2 separate regions of the Homo sapiens genome follow, and region 1 is linked to region 2. A link is a loop called in an ENCODE intact Hi-C map of the cell type or tissue named here. Cell type or tissue: A673. All regions are shown on one strand.

Region 1 (8,000 bases), 820 kb after region 2:
TTGTACATATATACCACATTTTGTTTATCCATTTGTCTGCTGATGGACATCTGGGTTGTTTCTACCTTTTGGCTATTATAACTAATGCTGCTATACATTTTTATTTTTATTTATATATCTATTTATTTATTTCGAGAGACAGGGTTTCACTCTGTCACCCAGGCTAGAATGCAGTGGTGGGATCGTAGCTTACTGCAACCTGGAACTTCCAGGTTCAAGGTCAATCCTTTGGCCTCAGCCTCCCATGTAGCTGAGACCACAAGTGTGCACCATCACACCCAACTAATTTTTAAATTTTTTGTAAAGACCCCCTATGTTTCCCAGGGTGTCTTGAACTCCAAAGCTCAAGAGATCCTCCTGCCTTGGCCTCCCAAAGCACTGGGATTATGGCCTATAAATGTTTATAACACTGCTGGGTAGCTGTTTCCTGCTACTTCATTCTCAAGTTACAGGACTTTGATGAGCGCATACATTAACTTCCTAGTGGTTTATTGTGTTTTTGCCAGGAGTGTTTGTAGGAGGGCACTAAGGAACCCACAAATTCAGAGGCTTTGACTAATGACGTTAACGCCTAGTGAAAGACAGAACTCTCCTAGGCTGAAAGAACACTGAATTTATATATAACTTAATAGGTATTATTAGTATATTTAAAGAAAGAATGTGTCGAGATTTGGAAGTGGCTTGTATAAAAGTGTAGAAAAAGTTGAAGTGGAAGATGCAATTTGAAGTTAGAGAACCTTGATATGCAGACTGTAAATTATAAGTCACTGGAACAGACACATGCATTTTGGAGACAGACACAGAAAATGATTACAGCATGATAATGCATATTTAACTAAACAGACAAAAAGGCCAAATTATAAACTTTTTAAACAAGTCTTTCCAATAATCTGCTTGATGGTCATGCCTCATCATTTCCTCCTAGCTCCCAGAACTTTTTTGTTCAGAGTTTAACGTAATAATTAGCTGTACAATTATTTGTTTAATGTTTCGCTCAATGAGGATAGGGATAATGGTTGTCTTTTGCATAGTGCCTGCTACATATAAACATGAGTCTCTTGTAAGTTTGGTTGCTCTAATACATTCAGATCACAACCTTGAAATTACGTGCCAATACCTGGAAAGTTAAAGCTGTCAACTCTAGGTAATCCACCAAAATAAAATTGTGTTATAGTAAAGTCAATCAAGCAGCCTTTCCTGGTAGACTTTCCAGCACGTTGGGCTTCTCTCAAACTCCAGCAGAACTCAGGATTGCTCAAGATAGGAAGATACAAAGATATGAAAGAAATTTTCATTGATATTCCAAAATGATCTCTGTGGAAATGTGCACAAGCACTTCATTTACTATAATGATTCCTTCCTAGCAAGATATTTCAAGATTTTAACCATTTTATCTAAAGTGGAAACTAAAATATAGATAGAATAATGCAAAACAAAAGTACAACATAGTTGGCAGGGCTCAGTGGCTCACGCCGATAATCCCAGCATTTTGGGAGGCCGAGGCAGGTGAATCACCTGAGGTCAGGAGTTCGACACCAGCCTGGCCAACATGGTGAAAACCAATCTCTACTAAAAATACAAAAAGTTAGCCAGGCATAGAGGCACACACCTGTAATCCCAGTTACTCAGGAGGCTAAGGCACGAGAATGCTTGAACCCAGGAGGCAGAGGTTGCAGTGAGCCGAGATAGTGTCACTGCACTCCAGCCTGGGAAACAGAGTGAGACGCCGTCTCAAAAAAAGAAAAGAAAAGAAAAAAAAAGTACAACATAGTTAATAGTTTTTTTAATGACTAATTTACCTTTTCACTCAGATTTTTCAACCAACTTAGAAACGATGATAATAGGGATGAGAAATTTACCCAAAGAAAAAACAGAGAATCCAAACAAAAAACAGAATACTTTGCTTGTTCTCAGAAAGTAGCAATGGCAGCTGGAGGAATAGAACTCATATGTCCTGGATTTCCAGTTTCAGGACTTTTCTTCCTCAAAGAAAGACTGTTTTGTGAACATGAAAGTGACCTGACTGAGCTATTTTCCAGTGCCAGCCATATTCCATATAGCAGAAATAAGCTTTGCTAAGCAACTCCCTCTATTAAGGTGCTGCTTCTCTCATTTGGCCTCCCAGAAAACCCATATCCTAACTCCACTGTTCAAATAAGACCCATCAGTTCAGATGCTGTCAATAACAGTACTGGACCTTCAGAGCTCTTTAATGAAGAGTTTTATGAGAATTAAACAAAAGTACTTTAGAATGACTTTTTTTTTAATAGTGGAGGAAGAAGCAGGTATGGTTTTCTACACAGTTAACATGAGCAAAATTCTCGCAGCATTCGATAAGTTGCTGTTGGTAATCTTAAATTTCTTTTCTTGAGGGACTGTGGAAAACCTCTGGCCAAGTGTAGCTTGGAAAAGGATGGCTATAATCTGAACTTTTCTTCTTGTAGCTCTAGCTAATGCTCTTTTGCATGTCCCACATGGTTCCCACACCTATATTTCATATTCTGATATCTGGGTTCTTATTTCCTTTAGAAATTTTCTTAGGCTGTCTTGCATAACAGCAAATATTTACAAAAAGTTTACCTTGTACCAGACGCCTGCTCTAAGCATTTATATGTCTCACAACAAACCTTATGAGATGGGTACCATTATAATTGCATTATACAGATAAGGAAAATCAGGCACAGAGAGGTTAAGAAATTTTCCAAAGTCATATAGTTAGTATGTGGCAGAAATTAGGGATTCAAACTCCATGCAGTTAACTACTATTCCATATTGCTTTTCTAAGTACCAGGTACTTGATCACAGAATTCTTAAGGCTCACTTTCACCAGCATGCTCAGAAAAAAGCCTATTTCTATTACCTTCCCTTTTTATTTCCTATGCTGTTTGGCACAGAAACTCCAAATTCGTTTGAGTTGCAAGAGAGCAATGAGAGATGGTAAGAAAGACTACACAGATACTATCTCTGTTATATCGAGATATATGTGATTTTGCACATACAAAGATGCTTGCAGTTGCCTTAAACCTACTATTTTTTTGTGCCTGTAATTTTTAGGACATCCTGAGCTGACTGAAATTACAATTCTATTAAAGTGTCAGGAAATTAAAGCATGTAAAACATCATAAATATTCCCCCTAATATTATAATTACACCATGCTCTTCCTTTAGCAAGTTACTGTTTATTTTTTAAAAAAATATTCTTGGCCGGGCACGGTGGCTCAAGCCTGTAATCCCAGCACTTTGGGAGGCCAAGGCAGGTGGATCACCTGAGGTTAGGAGTTCGAGACCAGCCTGGTCAACATGGTGAAACCTCGTCTCTACTAAAAATAAAAAAATTAGCCAGGCGTGGTGGCATGTGTGCTTGTAATCCCAGCTACTTGGAAGGCTGAGACAGGAGAATCACTTGAACCTGGGAGGTGGAGGTTGCAGTGAGCTGAGATCATGCCACTGCACTCCAGCCTGGGCAACAGAGCAAGACTCTGTCTCAAAATAAACTAAAATAAAATAAAAAATTCTCTTTCATTGATATTTAATGGATTATGCATTCCTAATCAGAAAAAAAATGAAACTACTTCCATTTTGAAAAATATGTATAGTAAATCCTGGAGAAAAAAAAATTGTGTCACCTATTTCCTTGTTTTTCCACAAATTAAAATCAGGCCATATATATATATAATGGATGCCATTTCTCAATGGAGAATAGATTCACTTTCCAGGATTAAAAAACAAACAAACAAACCACACACACACAACTCAACTACATGGCAATATTCATTGTGTGAATGTCAACACTAGATTTCCTTGACACTAAATTTTCTTGCAACTATTAATATAACTATTAATAAAAAGATAATACTTACTGACAAGACCTTACATTTCTTTTGTTGAAAATATCACAGTTGATTAAAAATGTTGAAATTTTTTATCTTATGCAAACATATTTTATTGCTGTGCAAGATTGCCCTCTTGTGTTTTCTCTAGTTAAGTCATTATTTTTTATTGATTTAATATTAGCTTTTAACTTTTCCATCTAAAATTAACTCATTACTAAATGAATTTCAAAGCCTTTTATTCCAAACCACACAGATCAGAAGTTAATATTAGTGTTATGGTTTGTGGTATATAGTGTACCTTTTTAAATATATGAACTAACTTATAAAATACTACGGCCTAAGGGTAAGAAAAAGCAGAGTCAAACAGAAGTAAATACATAAAGAAAAATTTAGAATAATGTCAAGGAATTCTAAAGCCCTGATACTAACTTCCTACATTAATGATACAGCCAATTAGTCTATTAGTATAGGTCTAGCTTAATATCTTTGCGGTCTATTTCTTCCTTTGCTTATTTAATTACTATAGGTATATAAAAACACAATAACATTCTTTATTGTTTTGAAATTTTTTCCTTGTGTATTAAATTAGCATTTTTCTTTTAAATATTGCCTAACTAAAACAAGTATTCTCATATGTTGTTAGTGGAAATGTAAATTTGGTACACTCTCTTTGTAAATTAAATCAGCAGTATATATTAAGAACCTTAAAAAATAATTAGGGGCCGGGCATGGTAGCTCACGCCTGTAATCCCGCCACTTTGGGAGACCAAGGCATGTGGATCACATGAAGCCAGCAGTTCGAGACCAGCCTGGCCAACATGGCGAAACCTCGTCTCTACTAAAAATACAAAAATTAGCCGGGTGTGGTAGCACGTGCCTGTAATCCCAGCTACTCAGGAGGCAGAGTCAGGAGAATCGCTTGAACCCTGGACGCAGAGGCTGCAGTGAGCCAAGATCACACCACTGTACTCCAGCCTGGATAAGAGACAAGACCCTGTCTCAAAAAAAAAAAAACCAGGTTTGCTTCTAGGAATTTTTATTATTATTATTATTATTATTATTATTATTATTATTGAGACAAAGTCTCGCTCTGTTGCCAGGCTAGAATGCAGTGGTGTGATCTCCACTCATTGCAACCTCCACCTCCCAGGTTCAAGCAATTCTCCTGCCTCAACCTCCCAAGCAGCTGGGACTACAGGTGCACGCCACCATGCCCAGTGAATTTTTTAATTTTTAGTAGAGACGTGGTTTCACCATGTTGGCCAGGATGGTCTTGATCTCTTGATCTCATGATCCGCCCGCCTCAGCCTCCCAAAGTGCTGGGATTACAAGGCATGAGCCACCACACCCGGCACTTCTAGGAGTTATCTTAAGAGCATAATCCTAAGCATTCAAATAATTTTATGCCTAAACTGCTCATCATAGCATTATTTATAGTGCAAACATTAAATAAACATTATAGTGCTGCTTTCCCTTCTGACACTTTATTATTTGGAGGAAGAACAAAATAGAGCTAGGCGATGAATTCCTTCACCATAACCTAAGCATGGTCCTGTGTTAGATTAGATTGGAATGCAATCATACAGTGAAATCTTTTGCAATGAATAGAATTTTAAGGTAATATTTAAAATAACACAAACTTTTAAAGTGCTATGATGTTAAGTTTAGAAAAATCAGGATATAAATGTGTAGGTATATGTGTATGTGTGTGTGTGTATCGTAGTAATCTAAAAGTAATCCTCCTGAAACTACACACAAAGACTAAAATGTAATGTTTCAAAATATTACTAGTGGTTGTCCTTTGGTTGTGGTATTATGTTGGGTTTTTCTTCATTTTTCACTTGTCTACATTTTCCATGTTTTTATGTTGAACATGTATTACTATTATAATAGATGAAATTCCCATGTTCTTATATTGGCAGAATTGAGGTACTGCTCCTCTTTATACAGATCAGGAATTCTGTGGGCTGTACAAGCTCAGAAAACTTCTCTAAAGAAAACCAAAGCTTCAGGCTGGGCCTAGCCAGGGCTCACGCCTATAATCCCAGCACTTTGGGAGTCCGAGTCAGGAGGATGAGGAGTTCAAGACCAGCCTGGGCAATGTAGTGAGACCCTGTTTCTACAAAAAATTACAAAATTAGCTCAGCATGGTGGTGCACACCTGTGGTCCTAGCTACTTGAAAGGCTAAGGTGGAAGGATCACTTGAGCCTTGGAGATTGAGGCTGCAGTGAGTCATGATTGTGCCACTGCACTCTAGTCAGCGTGACTGGGTGACACAGTGAGACCATTTCGAAATAAAGAAAGAAAGAAAGAGAGAGAGAGAGAAAGAAAGAAAGGAAGGAAGGAAGGAAGGAAGGAAGGAAGGAAGGAAGGAAGGAAGGAAGGAAGGAAGGAGAAAGAAGAAAGAAAGAGAAAGAGGAAGAAGGAAAGAAAGGAAGGAAGGAGAAAAGGGAAAGGAAAGGGAAGGCAAGGAAGCTTCAGCAATTAGCTCAGATACAGCATCCAATTGAATGGCTGTAGATAAGTGGGGTGCCCCTACCCCGCTAAAAGAATGGGGAAGGTCCTTTCCTTCCTGATACTTTCCCTCTTAATACTTTTTTTTTGGACAAAGAGCAAAATAGAGTTAGGTGATGGATTCCTTCACCAAACAAGTAAAAGAGCAAACAAAGCAACCATTTATTAAGTACTTAATGCATGCTAGGTTGGTTGAAAAGGGTCAGAAGCTAAATGTGATGCGAGGCTGAACAAAAAGAAGGATGATTACAGAACTTAAGCCATCTTGTAGGACCTCAGCTTACAGCTGAAGAATTGGTTTTACTTACTGCCTGCAATTTTGCAACAATCCTTCTTTCCCTTATCTCTCATCCCCACTGCCAACAGCAATCCCTTTTCCAGACTGCAGCAAGAATGATCTTTTCAAAGAGCAAATCTTCAACAGATTCCAAGGGTACCTTGGGATAAAATTTAACCCCCTTGGGGTGGCTGACAAGGCCCTTTGTGATCTGGTTTCAGCTCTCTCATCTTACAGGCATTCTGATCTTCCCAGGCTTCATTTCTGATATTCCAGCTTGGAATGACCTCCCCTGTCTTGTTTGTCTAGCTAACTTCTGCTTACCCTACATGTCTCAGATTAAATATTGCCTTCATTGGGAAACCTTAGCTGCCCTTGCCATGTGCATCCATTGTAGTCACTACTTTCTCTATCATAGCCCTTTCTGAATGTTACTTAAATCTCTGGTTTAATTGTCCTTCTCCTCATTGTGACTAGGATCTGTGATGGCAAGTGCCAAGTCTGTCCTGTTCCTCATGGTACCTATACTGCCTAGCAGGCGAGCAGCTATTGTTCATTGAATGAATGAATAAGTGGGTGATTAAGTGAGTTAATCTGACCATATTTAACTTCTCAAAAACTTTCTTTCTTTGAAGAGGTACTCTAATTGATGCAAGTGCATACCAAACTAAAGATGATATACATTGTGGGATGGTGGTAGTCTTGGGGATACTGTGAGTACTTCATTCAGCACTGAAGTCCTAAATCCTGTTCCTTGTTCATGGATACATAGTAGTCCCCCTCTATCCACGGTTTCACTTTCCATGGTTTCAGTCAATCACAATGTGAAAATATTAAATGCAAAATTCCAGAAATAAGCAGTTCATAAATTTTAGGATGCACACTGTTCTGAGTCACATGATGATATCTTACACCATCCCACTCTGTCCCACTCAGGATGTGAATCATCCCTTTGTCCAGCATATCCGTGCTGTTTGTGCTACATGTCTGTTAGTCACTCAGTAGCCAGCTAGGTTGTCAGATTGCAAAAAGAGTATATATAGCACACTATCCATGGTTTCAGGCATCCCCTGGGGACTTTGGAACACACCCCCTGCAGATAAGGGGGGGCTACTAATTGCATATGTGTGTATAGACTTTAAGGATTTCTGAAATTAGTTTTTCAAGTCCCTGTGGGAAAAAATAAACATCGTGATACATTGATGGATTGTTTTTAATCCTGAAAAAAAAGGCCTCTTCATCTAACAATAGGGGATATTCATTAAATGTTCATAAAAAATCTTTACAGACACCAGAAAACATTTGTATAATATTAAGGTTTTTAAAAGTACACAAATTACATGTGCAGAAAAAGCTGATCTCTCCTATATAAAAA
Region 2 (8,000 bases):
CTTTGCCACAAATTCTTATGCAGCTTCCACAGCATGGTCTCCAGACAATGACAGGAGCCCTGTGCAGAAGCAATATGATGAGAAAAAATAGCATCAGGAAGGGATTGTAGTGTCTGACAAAGGCAGTGCCTGTCAGGGATGGTCAAGCCCAGCAGGTGCCACCTGTTAATTGTAAAACCATAATATTTATTAAAAACATAACTTTGCTCCCCGCACTAAGCTAGTGTACTTTACGCATGTTATTTTAATTGTTCACCATCCTATGAGATAGTTTCATCTCATGGATACGGTGTTATAGAATCAGCATGGTAACTGACTGGATTTGTTCAAGAACACACAAGGCACACCCCAGGAAACAGACACACTTGTGGGGTGAGCTGGCCAGGAACTGAATATCAGATGAGTGTTTCCGGTGGCTGTTTTATTCATGTGACCCCATTCAATTTCACAGATTGGTGAACCCCTGGAAAATGTGGGTGGTAATAATAAAGTAATCATACTGGGTTAAGGAGAAGGTAGATAAACACAAATCACAAATAACACAAAGTAATCTATGCTCAAATATCCGGAGGGATGGCACTGTCCTGACAACCCCAGGATAGCTCTGTAACTAGGAGGAAACTGATTAGCACTGATTGCTAGCAGATTGCTGTCCCCTGCAGGGCGAGAAGAGAGAAGACACGCCTTGGGGATGTGCATGAGGGTGGGAAGCTTCTCACCATCCTCCCTCTCTCCCTGCCATCCTTAGGGGAGGCTAATTAGCTGGTGCCTATTCCTAAGCCCCAAAGAAGTGACTGCTCCTTCACTACACTTAGGTCAGTGGTCTCAACTTCAGCTACTGGGTGTTAGAACCACCTGGGGGTTTTAAGAGCGTCCCCATTCACCCTTTCAGAGATATATAATGTACTCGGTCTGAGGTATGGCCTGGGGGCATCAGGAATTTTTAAAGGTCCCCCAGCTGTTTCTGATGTGCAGTTGCTAAGGTTGAAAACACCTGGGTTACAGCAAGCCCTGATACAGGAGAATTGATTGCACTTACATTTATTGAGCAACTATTATCCCCAGCCATTGTGTTGGGTGCTTTATACAGATCCTTTATAACCCTTAAAATCAACTTGCAAGTGGCTATGATCATCTTAAGGTTGAGTCAAGGTCACAGACAGTGCATTCCATTTGCCAGTCCCTAAACCCAATCTTTTTCTGCTAAATCTGTTTCCTCTTCTGGAAGGACAATACCGTCATTCCAAACACCGAAAGAGAGATAAAAAGAGATCACAGACTGTCTTCTCAGACACTCTTTGTTAAAGATATCTGTGAAGAATTGTGAAGAGAGGCTCTATGACACCTTTTCCACAAAGATTGCATAATTGCCATTGAACCTGCCTCCTTCCTCGCAGTTTTGCTGCCCATACCTCCAGAAAGGGTCTGTCTCTGTTACCTGCTACTTCCTTTTTCTCATCCTTATAATAGCACTCATTCCTAGTGCTATGCTAGGTGCTAAAGGATATAGCAGAGATGGGGTACACAGTGCTTGTCTTCAGGAAAATCCTGACTTCGGTGATTGAGTGACAAGTATTAAATGAAACTACTTTGGAATAGTAATATAGAGAAGGAGGCTAATCACGTGAAAAGGCCGTGAATTGCTCTAACTCCTTATTTAAAATGTGGACCTTAGACCAGCTGCACCAACATCATGTTAGAACTTATTAGAAATGCAGACTCTCAGGCCCCGTCCAGACCTACTGATTCAGAATCTGCATCTTCAACGATCCCTGTGTGATGCATTTGTACATTAATGTTTGAGAAGTCATGGTCATGAGCTGTAGCAGCATTACTTTGGTCCCATTTATTTGCAGTAGGAACACCTGTTTTATCCTTTCTTTCTTTTTTTTTTTTTTTTGAGAACTAGAACCGCCCCCCCCTCCCCCACAACACACACACTTTTTTTAAGGGCATAGTTGCAATTCTCCCTGCCCTTCTTAAAGCACAGAAAACCAAGATGAGCAGAGAACTGGGATCTTGTTCATAACTAAGTCTTTTGTAAGGCTTCCTTATATGGCCCCAGGTGCCCTGGCACAGCTGCTGATATTTAGTTACATTCTGCACCAGCAATTCTAGCATTTGGGAATGAAATTCATTTTTCTCTCTCTGGATTATGAAGGCCCGGGGCAAAGGAGGTGAAGAAAGCGGCACTCGGAGGAAATCTGTATTGGAAGTATCAGGTGTGGCAGTGAAGTCAGAAGCATTTTCATTTTAGGTTCTGGCCTTTTATTTAGGCCTTGGCAATCTATCCCTTTAAATGGAGATGGGAGAATTTCTTTAATAAGGCCACAAAGAAAGATTTGTAGTTCTAAATGGCTCAACATTTGACTCACAAGCCCTCATATTGAGTTACACCCTAAATAGGGTTTGTGTTCTGTTTGCAATAATTACTCTTGGAAACGTTCAGTGAAGTCTTCTCGATCATGATCTTCAAACACTTGTAATATTAATTGTTCCATTTAATAAGGAAATCGCAGCCCCATTTAACCTTACGTCAGTGTATGATTTTCATTTAGTCAAGTAATGAAGTGAATAGGTTCTTCAGATCCTGGATCTCTTTAATGAAACTGTTCTGCAACTTGTTTTATCATTAAGAATAAAGACCCACCTTTGCTATTGAACATAGCCAGAAACAAAACCTACTCAAAGGGAGGAATGAATTTGCACAGACTGGGAAACTCTGGAGTTCAAAGAATGTGGGTGACTTTGAAACAAACTGTGTTGATTCTTGCAAAGTTGCAGAATTATGCAATATAATGTTTGCATTTGGAAGAATTAATTATGATCCCAAGTCATGGGTTAGAAATATAATTAAACTGATTAGTGTCATAGGATAAAAATAAAAAGCGAGGTTGTGACAGCTTCCCGTGTCCCCCTTTCCCCTCCCCCAGAAAGGCTCTTAAAGGAACTTTTAAAACATAAGCCTTTGTTCCCTCGATCTACGGTGCCCAGGTCAGGCGGACCCTGCGGCGTGGCTGAAATATTTCAAACAGTCACTCACAAATGTGTCATTTGACCTGCTGTTCTTCCAAAGAGGTATGAAAAATATGTTTCTTGCTGAGATAACTTGAAATCAAATAAACATAATCTCTTTAATTCTTTCTAAATAGTTCCATATTTTAAATCTAAACACAATAGAACACAAAGCTTCTGGTTTTAAAAAAAGTTTTTTTATTTTTTATGTGTGTGGTGATGTTGGATTTTTCTTCCTTTTAGTTCATGTTAGTTTGAATGTAAGAGTATAATTTACATTTAAAACCGTGGGAATATATTTCCCTCAGTTTGGAGACACACACAGCATATGGCAATGAGTTTACTTGGTTAAATGTATAAGTTTGCTTTTATGAGTGCTATCTTTAACAAGGACAGATGTTCTTACTTATATTAACCATCACTTGACAGACCAGAGGAGTCTTCACCATGGCTTGCAACAAATTGAACAATATTTTCTTATGTAAAATTGGTTCTGGTCCATTGTTTTGATTTATTCGAAATAATGGCACTCACTCAAGTTTGTAATAACACTGTCACGGCTGAAGGGAGTTTGCTTTAGGTATTATATCTATTATCTGCTCCCTCTCCTTTCTTTAAACAGAATCTCTAAGGGGAAAGTCTAAATGTGGCTCAGATTTAAGAAGAAGAAGAAGAAAAAAAAAAACCCAAAAGCTTCGCTAAAACCTCACGGTGTAGGATGTTATTTTAGATTGTTTTAAGATTTTTAATAATTCTTGTTTGTTTGCCTTTGGCTTTGAGCATTGGATAAAACAGAACTTGCCTTATTCTTAGGGGAGAATTACATGGCGTGGAGTTGTCACACAGTGCTCCATCCATTTTCTTTGCTGTTTTATGAGGCAATCCTACCTAACCTTTTGCCCAAACAAGAAGTATTTACCTAGTACTCCCCAGCAGTGGATACAGATAGCAGTTTGGAAGTGTTTGCTTTTCTTCACCACCACTAGAGTATGCTCTAGTGCCATAAGATCTGCATGTTTTTTTCTTTAGATTGTTGGCAAGGTGGATGATGAAATCCCTAGAAAAAACAAAACAAAAAAACACCTTTCCATCTAATTATAGAAGTGTCCCTTTAATTGTCTTAGTAAGACTGGATTATGTTCGCCAATTTGATTAAGGTAGAACTGAAGACAACTTCAACATTCACGCATGTCAATATTTTGGGTGAGTTTATATTTTGTATTTGAAGTTGTTCTACTCAGCTCCAGTGCGGTGGTGAGAAATACTATGTCCCTTCCATCCACAAGCTACATTTTCTGGCAATAACTCTTTCACTTATAAGCATCACTGTGGGCCCAGCACATGAATGTGTGGTGAGGTTACTTGGGCAGAATTAACACCTTCGAAGACAGAAAGGTGTCTGCAAGCCAGGATGGATGTGTCTCCCATTTTTGTTCATCTCCACCATCTTTAAAAAACCAAAACAAACAAACAAAAAAACCTAATCGCTATCTACGTGGCAGACCTTCATCAATAGCAATACATTCTCTAGAATTAGAAGGCTTAGCTTGAGGGTCTGCTGCCCTCGTCTCAAATCCCTGGCAGAAGCCCCTGCACTTGATCTTGGGTGCCCGGGGTAGTGGTAAGAGCACAGTGCAGGATCCCCGTGGTGGCTGGCTATGCTGGAGAACTGCTCTGTGTTCATCACTGTGATTCCAGCACATTTGAGCAGCGCCTCTTCCTTCATCCCTCTATTAGAACATCTTCATTCTTATCTTCCATCTTCCTTTCTCCCTAGGAGAGGGCAGGTCATTGAGATTCTCTCTTAGTACTGTGGCCCTTCAGTTCCTTTTATGCCTCTGGTGACCTAACGTCCTTTTGCTCCTGGACATTTAAACAGCTTCAAACCCCAGATAACTTCCTCCTCAGGTACATTAATCATAATTTCTCCAGCAAAGGCTAAATCAAGGTCCTTATAGCTGGGACTGTTTGTCTCCCTGGATGTCTAAGACTCCTGCTCAGGGTCCAGTGACTACCACCTCTGGGTCTTTCATTCTCCTTCTGACCAGAGAAGGTTGCCCAAGACTGCTTTCCCAAAACTATGTGACTGGGTCTGCCTGGACAGATGGAGGCCCAGCTAAGAGGGAAGCTTTGTGTGCCAACTTGAACAGGTTGGCTCCAGAGGGACCGCAGTCCAGAGAGCCATCTGAGATGGCCCAGACTGCCACACTTCCTTTGCCTCTAGATGGGTTAAAGGGACCCCTGTAGATGTCAAGTACCACCTGCGTGGTACTTGATGATCCTCTATTCCTGTGAACATCAAGTTAGATTCAGAGTCGATGGCGTTCCAGCTTCCTTTTCAGATGGTGGTGAATGCTCTTCAGTTGAAGCTGTCTCTTGCACAACGGGGACACAAAGAGGTATCTTGGGAGATTTAGAAACACCCCTTCCAGTAATCTCCACCCAGCCCCTTTCAAAGCCACCCCAAATAAAAGTAGAATCTAAACAAAAGCAGTGCACCTGCTATGCAGGTACAACTTGAAGCCAAGTCATGTAACGAGCGGCCCTTCCAAGTTCTAACAACAGCCCCATCCCTACGGACATCAAGTCATCATTCTTCTGGTGTGGAGACCCCACGCTGACTCCTGAACAAATCCTTAAGACTTCTGTTCCAGAGACTTAGGAGAGCTAGCCCCTACTGGGCTCTAAGCCTCTGGGGATAAATGAGCACAATCTGCCCTATTCCTTATCCTGGGGTTCTGTCAGGACCAGGAGCCCCCAGAGTGCCAGGTTCTATGGACCTCAGAAACCTCTGAGAATACCCATGAAGATGGCTTATGTGGTTAACAAAGCTCCCGCACTGACTCTCACTGGCCCTGAGTCTCCTCCTACTCTCTTGAAGTTTCTTCTGCCTCTGTGCTTGTGTGACTTGCAGACATCTTTGGGCAGCAAAAGCAAAAGCATACCCAGCAATCTTCTTCTTCTTACCTGGGCAGCAGCATAAAACTATGCATAGAAAAAGCACAGGCTCCAAATTCCTCCACTTGTTAGTGGTGTGATCTAGGAGGATTATGCAAACTTTCTGTGCCTCAGTTTTCTTTTTTGAAAAAGGAAGGTAACATGTGACACCAGGCTTAGTGTGGCATACTGCCATCCCCAAAGTGAAAATCAGTGCTATCAACTGAGGCAGAGAATTCGTCAAGCTAAGTGCATTAACTGATCCATTCATCTGAAGTTGGTTTACTCAATCATATTTGACAAAATCTCCTTTAAGTAGGAAGTATTATATTATTCCTTCATGGATTGATATCACTTATCAAACAAGCTGTAATTCAAATGGCAAATGTTTGACAGACTTGAAAAGAAAAAAAAATTCTGAGGTTTGCAAAAGCATAAATATGTTTTCATACCATGCTATTGAATTTTCCCCACCAAACATGTCATAATATATTGAGTTTTTTTGGTCATTACAATTATTTAACTGACATTTATTAAATGTACTGTGGGAAAAGTTGGAGGTATAAAAATGAAAAAAAAAAGTTCCAATATATAAGCTACTCATATCCCACCTGGGGATACAGCCACACACCTAGGAGCTGAAAAGACAGTTTGTCAAATAGAATTTGTGCATAATTATGGTTGCTCATAGTTTATGACGATGAATGCTATTTGATACTCCTATATCAAAATACAAATGCATTTATATTTGGGAGTATTTTCCCCCAAGCAACTTTACCCGTTGAATATAGTGACAGGAATGTGTATTATAGAAAGAACTTTGGACTAAAACCCAGTTTCAGTTCTGCCATCAACCAGCTGTGTGGCTCGGGTGAGATGCTTAACCTCCCTGGTGTCAGCTTCCTTACCTGTTAAATGAAGAGTTGTTGCATGTTCTCACAAGTGGGAGCTGAACATTGAACACACATAAATGTGGGAACAACAAACACTGTGGATTACTAGAGGGTGGAGGCTGGGGTGGGTTAAAAAACTATGTACTGGGTACTACGCTCACTCCCCGGGCGATAGAATCAGTACTCCAAACCTCAGCATCACGCAATATTCCCATGTAACAAATCTGCATATGTACCCCCGTATCTAAAATAAAAGTCGAAACTTTAAAAAGCCCGAAGGGCTGTACCTTTAGATCAGTGGGACCCAGACCAAGCTAATCAAGACCTGGGAAGCTCTAGAAATGTTCAGCTATTCAGGCTCTATCTGGAACTACTAATTAGCATTGACAAGGGTAAGCCCAGGAATGGGCAGTTTTGAAAAGCTCCACCAGATGTTTCTGATAATAAGCCATGTTTCAGAAATATTAATACTGCATTAGAAGGCTGGGCGTGGTGGCTCATGCATGTAATCCCAGCATTTTGGGAGGCTGAGGTGGGCAGATCACTTGAGGTCAGGAGTTCAAGACCAGTCTGGCCACATGGTGAAACCCCATCTCTACTAAAAATACAAAAATTAGCCAGGTCTGGTGGCGTACACCTGTAATCCAAACTACTCGGGAAGCTGAGGCAGGAGAATCACTTGAGCCCAGGAGGTGGAGGCTGCAGTGAGCTGAGATCACACCACTGCACTCCAGCCTGGAAGACAAAGCGAGACTCTATCTCAAAAAAAAAAAAAAAAAAAAAGAAAGAAAGAAAAGAAATACCACGTTAGAAAACTGGCTACAGTTGGTCTTTCATTGGCATGGCTCTCTTCGTACTCTATTTAAAGAAATACCTCAAGAAGAATCTCTCAAATTCAACTCATCTCCACCATCACCCTCCTTGCTCCTTGCTGACTGATTTTGGGACACGTTGCTTTGCACCTGCAGCGTTGGCCACACACCTCTGCTCCTCCTGTGTCCTTGGGGCCCTCGTCCACTGGGAGTCCCACACTGTTCTGACTGCTTGCGTTCTGCCCCTGTAGCTCACTAATTCCTATGTCTGAAGCCACTTACGGGGATAAATCCAGTTCCTCCCACCCCAACCCCACCCCCACCACCCCTCTTATGCACATAC

Evidence for each region. Peaks named below come from ENCODE experiments on the same cell type or tissue, not always from the same donor. Only the 100,000 strongest peaks of a DNase experiment are listed, where the experiment ranks them.
Region 1: a loop joins it to region 2, with 5 times the contacts of the local background. A loop is called at or near these places in 4 of 110 quality-filtered maps.

What each region holds. Positions count from the first base shown.
Region 1 is chr14:57,374,898-57,382,897 of GRCh38, forward strand. No RefSeq gene overlaps it. Among named protein-coding and RNA genes, the nearest start is that of NAA30, 12 kb to the right of the region's middle. In A673, a CTCF peak has its summit at 3,964 (motif pointing left); DNase peaks (open chromatin) are centred at 484 and 6,424; H3K27ac peaks cover 1,449 bases.
Region 2 is chr14:56,552,133-56,560,132 of GRCh38, forward strand. No RefSeq gene overlaps it. Among named protein-coding and RNA genes, the nearest start is that of TMEM260, 24 kb to the right of the region's middle. RefSeq lists an enhancer at 2,636-2,805. In A673, CTCF peaks have their summits at 668 (motif pointing left), 867 and 3,989; DNase peaks (open chromatin) are centred at 649 and 4,009; H3K27ac peaks cover 2,010 bases.